Regions from separate parts of the Homo sapiens genome. Here all the other regions are linked to region 3. The links are chromatin contacts, found by Hi-C or POLR2A ChIA-PET in ENCODE. All regions are on one chromosome and are shown on one strand. Each heading gives the region's core, a stretch centred on a gene start or an enhancer-like site at or near the end of the contact. The rest is flanking DNA. Distances are from core to core; before and after follow the strand shown.

What was found. Hi-C counts contacts between places; a loop is a spot of excess contacts on that map. ChIA-PET counts read pairs that join two places held with the same protein, here RNA polymerase II (POLR2A). Pooled maps may share reads with other maps.
Region 1: a pooled map shows a loop between it and region 3 (4-fold over the local background). The contact joins the promoter of SETD1A here to the promoter of ZNF689 in region 3. A Hi-C loop is called at or near these places in 4 of 50 pooled maps. POLR2A ChIA-PET finds 5 or more read pairs at or near these places in 2 of 52 experiments (HEK293 and PC-9).
Region 2: a pooled map shows a loop between it and region 3 (3-fold over the local background). The contact joins the promoter of MIR762HG here to the promoter of ZNF689 in region 3. A Hi-C loop is called at or near these places in 1 of 50 pooled maps. POLR2A ChIA-PET finds 5 or more read pairs at or near these places in 4 of 52 experiments (GM12878, HEK293T, HepG2 and 1 more).

Annotation. Positions count from the first base shown.
Region 1 is chr16:30,956,334-30,959,033 of GRCh38, forward strand. SETD1A (SET domain containing 1A, histone lysine methyltransferase) reads left to right here and starts at 1,421. Exons shown (of 19, transcript NM_014712.3): 1 at 1,421-1,631; 2 at 2,384-2,548. The coding sequence starts at 2,399. RefSeq lists enhancers at 729-1,492, 950-1,079 and silencers at 1,680-1,899, 2,040-2,129.
Region 2 is chr16:30,874,068-30,876,767 of GRCh38, forward strand. It overlaps MIR762HG (MIR762 host gene), which reads left to right and starts at 1,393. Exons shown (of 3, transcript NR_110942.1): 1 at 1,393-1,419; 2 at 1,963-2,051. MIR4519 (microRNA 4519) reads right to left here and starts at 1,256; the gene lies at 1,199-1,256. It also overlaps a transcript of BCL7C not described here. RefSeq lists enhancers at 1-676, 677-1,431, 966-1,225, 1,432-2,186, 1,496-1,705 and 1 more and a silencer at 2,106-2,165.
Region 3 is chr16:30,609,056-30,611,755 of GRCh38, forward strand. ZNF689 (zinc finger protein 689) reads right to left here and starts at 1,334. Exons shown (of 3, transcript NM_138447.3): 1 at 782-1,334; 2 at 470-583. The coding sequence starts at 986. LOC124903678 (a long non-coding RNA gene) reads left to right here and starts at 1,419. Exons shown (of 2, transcript XR_007065051.1): 1 at 1,419-1,708. RefSeq lists a silencer at 1,024-1,073 and an enhancer at 1,361-2,330.

The DNA of each region.
Region 1 (2,700 bases), core at 171-2,670, 350 kb after region 3:
CAACTGGAACAGAAAGGAATCTGATCTCAACACCTATGCCTCCACGTAAATTATTTTTTTCAGCCTTATTTCCCTCAAAATTGTAGAGTCCTAATCTTCTTCTATCTTGTGGTGTGAGACCTTGGATAAGTCTCCCTTCCACCTTTTCCTATTACTTAAAATGGTGAATTTGCATAAACCAGGCTCTAAGGGTCTTTTCTGCACTGTTCGGATGTGTACAAATTGACATCCAAGTTTAAAGGAAGACTCTGAAACTTAGGTCAATGACTTGCCCAAGGCCATATAGCGAGGGCCTGATGTACACATATCAGGAGCTTGGGGCATCCTCAGCTCAGGAAAAGGGACCTCCTGGGAGTGCCTGCGCCCACACGGGATCAAAACGGTGCCCAGCCTTCAGAAACCTCAGCCCGAGTTCCAGGGGTAGGCCTGGGCCGCTGCTGCCCTTGTGCGGAGGCATCCCGTGAGCATAGGGCGCCATAGCCAAAGAAGCGGGCAGTGGGACCATGACGCCAGGAGGACACACCAGTCCAGTCCCGTTCCTGTAGGACCTCGTTTATTATTACAAGGCCCATTTAAGGGCACTTAGGCCCCACTAGGCTCATCAGAAAACCTTGAGGCGGTCCCTGGATTTAACCACTAATGGTGGGTTTGAGTACGGCAAAGTAGGGCACCTTCTACAGGCCTCACTCTCCCCATCTGGCAAATGGGCATCCTAAGCAGCCAGACACCCAAGGGCAATAACGGGAAGGAAAGGTACCCTGCATTTATGTGCGAGGCGGGGCAAACCGCCTGAGTCACCGCTCACGGTTGTGTTTTTCCACCTCCCGGCCGTCCCTCCCATCCGGGTGAGTCCTCGTGGGTCCTCCCGGAGGCGCCCCCTAGTCCCAGGCTCTGCACGCCCTGGCCCCGCCCCTTGACTCGGCCCCGCCCACAGCGGAATCCGCAGATTCGCCAGGTCGGATCCTCAGAATTCCTCGGGTCCCTCGATACTCGGCTGAAAATTCTCATCGGACTCTGAGAGGAGCGCTGGGCTGGAGGCATTTTCCCCAGGGACAGAAGCGGGCTATTCTCTCACTTGGGCCAGTAAGAAAAATCCAAAAAAAGTTGTCGACTCTGCCAGCAGGGATTGGCTAACGGGCCGTTATTTTCTTGACTCCACCAAGGCGGATGAAGGGGAGGCTACGGCTGAGGCCGGGAACAGTGGCGAATCTGCAGCCTCTCAGAATTTGGCAGTGCAAGGAAGGGACGGGGAAGAGAAGCAAAGCGGCGCGCATCCTGTCCAGCGATTCGCCCCGCCCGCCCGGTGAATCTGCGTCTGCAGAACGCGCCACTGAAGGTTCCCCAGCGCTGGCTGGCCTCCTCCCCTCCGCCCCGCCCCTTTTCCTCAGGGACTAGTCGCAGCTTTCGTCGCCGCCGATTCGTCAAGGTCCCGGGCCGCAGCATCTAGATCGTCGTGGCGAAGCCGACTCTCCGGGGGATGCGGCCAATCTCCAAGCTCCCTGGGCCGCAACTTCCGAGCCTCCCAGGGCGCCGGCCGAGGCGAAGCCGCTACCCTCGGCCCCGTGGGTCCCCCGGCAGCGCCTGTGGCGAAAGTGCGAATGCAGACCCTGTGCCCGCTGGGCCTCGCGCAGGTGGCAGTGGTGTTTGGTGCGCGCGCCGGGGAGGTGGTGGTGGGGGGGCGCCGCCGCCGCCACCGCTGCGGGGCCGGGTCTCGCGCTGCCGCTGCCGCCGCCTCGCGCCGCTGAGGTGCCGCGCGAGGTGGGGGGAGGGGGAGCCGCTCGCCGGGAGCGGGTGAGTGGGGCCGCGCGGCGCGCGTGCGCGGAGACCTGCTGGGGGGGGTGCAGAACGCGCCGGGGCGGGAGGAGAGGGCAGCGGTGCACGTTCCCCCCACCCCCCCGCCCGGATTCGGGGTCGAAGCCGGGTCTCGGGCTCGGTCTCGCGGTGTTTCCAACGCCCCGAAGAGGTGCCACCTTTCGGCCGGAGGATCGGGGCGCGGGGAGGAGAGCGGGTGTGTGGGAGCCGTGGCCGGGCTCGGCCCGGGCCGCTGGCCGGTGAGGAGGCGGGAGGGGGCGGGGCCTGCAGGGGGCGGGGGAGGGGTCTTGCTCCGAGGCCAAGTGGGGCGCGCGCTAGGGAGAGCGGGAAGGTAAGGGGGCTCGAGACGGGCCTGGGGGCCTGACAGTAGAGTTGGGAGGTGGAAAGAGGCTGGGTTGTTGTGGCGAAACAGAGGGTACTTGGGGGAGAATCCGGGGGAGCCCCGGGTCAGGGTGAGGGTTGGAAACTGGAGTGATGGGAGAACCTGGAATCGGGGCTAGCCAATGAGGAAAGGCAGGGGAGTCAGGCCCCAAGTCCTGATCCTTCTTGCGTGTCCCTCTTCCCCTAACAGTGTAAATGAGCAAAGATGGATCAGGAAGGTGGGGGAGATGGGCAGAAGGCCCCGAGCTTCCAGTGGCGGAACTACAAGCTCATCGTGGATCCTGCCTTGGACCCTGCCCTGCGCAGGCCTTCTCAGAAGGTGTACCGCTATGATGGAGTCCACTTCAGTGTCAACGTGAGTGCCCGGGTCTTTGGTTGCCATCCGGGGAGCTCCAGGCGCCCGTCCTCTGTGATTCTGTTCAGCACCTAGAACGGTAGCCTGCCTTCTTGAAAGTGGGCAGTTGGACCCAGCTCTTCTGCATGTGTGTGTCCAGATGGGCTGCTTGG
Region 2 (2,700 bases), core at 143-2,642, 270 kb after region 3:
TCACTGCAACCTCTGCCTCCCGGGTTCAAGGGATTCTCCTGCCTCAGCCTCCCGAGTAGCTGGGATTACAGGTGTGTGGCACCACATCCGTCTAATTTTTGTATTTTTAGTAGAGACAGGGTTTCACCATGTTGGCCAGACTGGTCTTGAACTCCTGACCTCAAGTGATCTGCCCGACGTGGCCTCTTAAAGTGCTAGGATTACAGGCGTGAGCCACTGAGCCCAGCCTAAATTCAATTATTAAACTCCTTGAGTTAATTAAAGGGTAGCCAGGTGCGGTGGCTCATGCCTGTAATCCCAGCACTTTCAGAGGCCGAGGCAGGAGGATCGCTTGAGCCCAGGAGTTCCAGACCAGCCTGGACAACATAGCGAGATCCTGACTCTACAAAAAACAGAAAAATTAGCCGGGCGTGGTGGCGCGTGTTTGTAGTCCCAGACACTCCTGAGGTTGAGGTGGGAGGATCACCTGAGCCCTCGGGAGGTCGAAGCTGCAGTGAGCGGAGATCGCACCGCTGCACTCCAGCCTGGGGGACAGTGAGGCGGTCTCAAAACAAAACAAAAACAAAAGGGGAGGGCGGGGGGAAGACTTAAAGACCCCTGAGCCAGGGCCATTATTATTTAACTTGGTCGGGTCTCTGAACCATTCGGAGGAAGCTTGGGTTTCTATCCTTCCCGACTGAGCCACAGACCTGAGTCTTGACTCCGGATAAATCACCCCAGACTGTTTTTCTGTCTGTGACACGGGAACGGCAGCTTCTGCCTCGCGAGGTGGAGAGAGAATGAGAAGCGCCGTGTGTGGCGCGCCTGACACGGTCAGCTCGCGGGTGGAGGCCCGGAGCAGAACGCCCTCGGGCGCCCGCTCTTGCAGCCGCACTGGAGACCGGGAATGGCTCCGGCCACGCCTCTGCCGACTGCGGCAACGCGAGGGACAGCTGGTCTCCGGGGTTGCAGCGTAACGCCCTCCTTCCCGGCCTCATCTTTCCTGACTGCATAACGGGCATACAGTGGGTTCCATGGCGCAAGGGAGCTGAAGAAGCCGCCCGCCCCCAGCTCGCCCGGGATCCTCACGCCCCTATAACGCCCCGAGGGGCCACGATGCTGCCCACAGCCCAGATCGCGAGTGCGGACCCTGCGGGAGGGTCTGGCCTAGATGCGAGTTTCCCGCCGCAGACCAGGCGAGGCCACGCGACATATCCCCTACCCGCTTACTGCAGGCCGCAGACGGAGACAGTGCAGCCCTGCGCACTGCTGAGGTTGCCCGAGGTCTCAGCCTCGGCGGGTCGGGAACACGCGGCGCGCGCCCGCGCCCCAACCGGAAGTCCGCCACCGGCCGCTCTAGCACGCGCAGGGCTGCGTCTGTGGCCTTAACCCTTCCCAAGGCTGCGCCGCCGGCCTTTGTCTCCGCGGAGCGTCACAAAGGTTGGAAGGGTCGCGGGGCCTCTGGGTGCCGAGCTGCAGATGCCTCCACTGCGAGCACAGCCCTGAGACAAGGGCCCAGGCGCCCAGCGGGGCTGGTTTCACTCAGTCCAGCCGCACCTACCCGTGCCCTCACCAGATCTTAAGATACAGACATTAAAACCTCCACCGGGCCGCGGCACAGGACAGCAGTTTTACTTTCTGTTTTTGGCATTGCATTGCCTCCATTTCCTAGAGTGCACGTAATAAATACCGCTGGTGATTCCAAAATATAAAGGTTGAAAATATTTACTTTACAAAAATTTGGTTCCCATACTGCTTTTAAGGCCATCCTCTGCACTTGGTTCCCGCTGCTCCTGATGTGGTTGAAAGATGGATGACCCCAAAGACGAGGAAAAGATTATTGGCTCCATTTTTTAGATGCGGCAGCCAGCTAAGGTCTAGACAGGGGAAGGGACTTGCCCCAAATCACAGTTAGAGCAAATCAGTCTGAATCAGGAATAACTCCATTCCTATCCCGCATCCTGCCCTTTCACTACGCCACAGCTGCCTGGCTGCCTGGAGGAACAAAGGAGGGCCGGGCAAGAACGCCATTACCAACTGCAAATCCACAGGCAAATGCAAGAGGACAGAAAGTAAGTTCTTGGGCTCTGCCCTTGTGCCGTACCCGGAGGGGTTCTGGGGTCACCAGCCAGGTGCATCCCTGCCTTCACAGCCATGCACAGCGACACCCAGTTAACTAATGGGGGGGATTATGCCACTTGCTGGGTATGCCTGTGCCACCAGTGCACTCACTCTGTGCCTGGGGAAATAACCACGGATGAATCTGGGGATCCCCTGGGCCCACTGTGAAATGGACCTGAGCTAAAACTCCATTGATCACAGGACCTCAGGGATCTTTTGGGTCTCGAGAACAGAATTGGATGCTACAGGAGAAATGTAACCAGAAAAGGATTAGGATTTTGCCAGTAGAGAAAGGGAGATGTGCTTGCTTTCATTCATTTATCATTAATGAGCACCTACTGTATGCCAGGCACCACACTAGGCCCTAGGAAGACAGAGATTATGAGACAGATGTGGCCTTATTCTAGCAGGGGAAGTGAGATGAAGGAGGTGAGAAAGAGGAAGTATAGTGACTAACCAGGGACCTGACCTAGTTTGAAGGTCAGGGAACCTTGGAGGAGGTGAAATCAAACCCAAAGCCTGAGATAAGAGAGAGAAGGGGAGGGTGGAGGGAAGGAAAGGGCTTCACAGACAGAGGGAACGGGAGTGCTAACAGCCTGG
Region 3 (2,700 bases), core at 84-2,583:
TGAGAAGTTTAGGATCTCTTTGGTCCAACTCAAAGGTGGCTAGAGGCAGAGATCCTGGAAAGGAGGCAGAGGGTAGCACCTGTTAAAAGCTCACTGATTCTGGCTGGCTGCAATGGCTCACGCCAGTAACCCCTGCATTTTGGGAGGCCAAGGCAGGAGGATCGCTTGAGGCCAGAAGTTCAAGACCGAACTGAGCAAGACAATGTTTCTACAAAAAAAAAAAAAAAAAAAAAAGACGAAGAATAAGCCCACTGATTCATTCACACAGTGGAAAACTGCAGCTTGCAGACTGACATAGGAATCTCTGTGTGGTGGACCGGCCCCACACCACCAGACACAAGAGGCTGGGAAGATGAATATACTAAATACGCGGCACCCACCCCTAGCCCAACCAAAACTCTGGACAGAGCCGTTAGAGGTAGAACGTTATAGGAGGGCTGCAGGCTCTGCGTGGTTATTTAGCACTCACTTCTCTGGACTGTTAGCCCTCTCGGGTACTCCTGCGGATCTAGAGCAGCCGGTTCCCAGTCATCGGTGTTTCGTTCCAACCAGGAGATGAGGGCTGGTTTGGGACCTGCGCACCCTGGGGAAAGAGAACAAATCAGAAGGCCAGCTCCTAGATCACGCCGAGTAGTATCTCCCCGACGGCACCTCCTGCTAAGCCCCTGCCCACCTCCCCTGACAACCTGGTCGCCTGCCAGGACCGTGGCCTCCCTGCCTACACCCTCTCCGGCTCCTGCATCCCTTCGCGCCCCGCGGCAGCGGATGGGGCCGGCCTCACCGAGCGCGCCCAGGTGACCGTAGGTCTCCCGCATCACGTCCCGGTACAGGGCCCTCTGCGCGGGCCGCAGGCAGCCCCACTCCTCCGGGGAGAAGTACACGGCCACGTCCACGAACTTCAGAGCCCTCGGCCTCCTGCCCCTTTTCCGACTGGGTCTGGCCTTTCCTGGTCCCTGCGCAGGGAGCGGAGCCGAAGGTGGCGCCATGGGACCCGAGAAGCCGGCGCCACGGCCTTCCGTGTCCAGGCCTCGGCCCTCGGGCGCTGGCGGCCCCTGGGATCGAGGAGCCCCTGCCGGACCAGGGCTGAGCGTGGCCGGGGAGGCCCGGAGGGAATCGGAATTGGTCGCCCGCGGGGCTAACGGAAACCTTTTGCTGTTATTCAGGAAACTCCTGCCCGAACTTGGGTGAAAGGCACCGGAAGATGCCTTCGGGGAAAATGGCGGCGCTGCTACCGCACCGCCTTTGCCTGGAACACAGGCAGCTTCCAGCTATCGATTTTATTGACCGGAGCGCCATGCCGGCTTCCTAACCTCTTTGCCCTCAAGTGTAATGGCGCTGCGATTGGGCTTCACGCCGTCTTTTTTCCCCTCCCCAATACGCGCGTTCATTGGACGAGAGCCGAAGATCGAGCGTTCTGATTGGGTGCTAGCAAAGGCGGTCCGTTTGAACGAAGCCAAGAGCTGCATAAGGGCAGGAAGCTGGACTGCTAGGATCAGGCGACTACAAGGAGTTGTGAAGCGACTTGCACCGACCTGGGGGCAGCAAGAGGCCCCGGGGCTGCTTTCCGCTGTTCGACTCTGGCAGGCTCAGCCAATCACTGAAGGAGGGAACGATTTGAGCGATGGAGCCACTCTGGCCGAGTTAGAGCTGAGATTATCCTGAGTTCCTTTTACTGGTGTTCTCAGAGCATCCTTGACTTTGGAGAATGGTTATCTTCTTTGTTTGCCCTTTAGGGGAGGGAATTATGGTTAGCATTTCCTGGGGGCAGGCGCCATGCCCAGCATATTACATATTTCATCTTTATTATTTTTTATTTTTATTTTATTTATTTATTTTTGAGACAGAGTCGTGCTCTGTCGCCCAGGCTGGAGTGCAGTGGCGAAATCTCGGCTCACTGCAGCTTCCACCTCCCACGTTCAAGCGATTCTCCTGCCTCAGCCTCCCGAGTAAGTGAGATTACAGGCGCGTGCCACCACTCCTGACTAATATTCATATTTATTAGCAGAGATGGGGTTTCACCATGTTAGCCAGGCTGGTCTCGAACTTCTGACCTCAAGTGATTCACCCACCTCGGCCCCACGAAGTGCTAGGATTACAGGCGTGAGCCACTATGCCCGGCCTTATTTTTATTTTTTTGAGACAGGGTCTCACTCTGTTACCCGGGCGGGATGGAATGCAGTAGTGCAATCTCAGCTCACTGCAGCCTCTAACTCCTGGGCTCAAGCAATCGTCCTGCCTCAGCCTTCAGAGTAACTGGGACTACTGGTGTGCACTACCACGCCTGGCTAATTTTTTATGTTATTTGTTGAGTCAGGGTTTCCCTGTGTTGCCCAGGCTGGTCTCGAACCCTTAGGCTAAGTGATCCTCCTGCCTCGTCCTCCCAAAGGGCTGGGATTACTGGCATAAGCCACAGCACCGGAGCCATTAGTTATTCGCTTTTTTTTTTTGAGACTGGGTCTCATTCCGTTGCCCAGGCTGGAGTGAAGGCATGCACCCACAGTGCTCTGCTAATTTTTTGTATTTTTGGTAGAGACGGTGTTTCGCCATGTTTCCCAGGCTGGTCTCGAACTCCTGAGCTCAAGCAATCCGCCCACCTCGGTCTCCCAAAGTGCTGGGATTACAGGAGTGAGCCACCACACCCAGCCCGTTATTAATTCTTTACTAGCATTTTGTGAACCAATGGTTATCATCCTGGTTCTA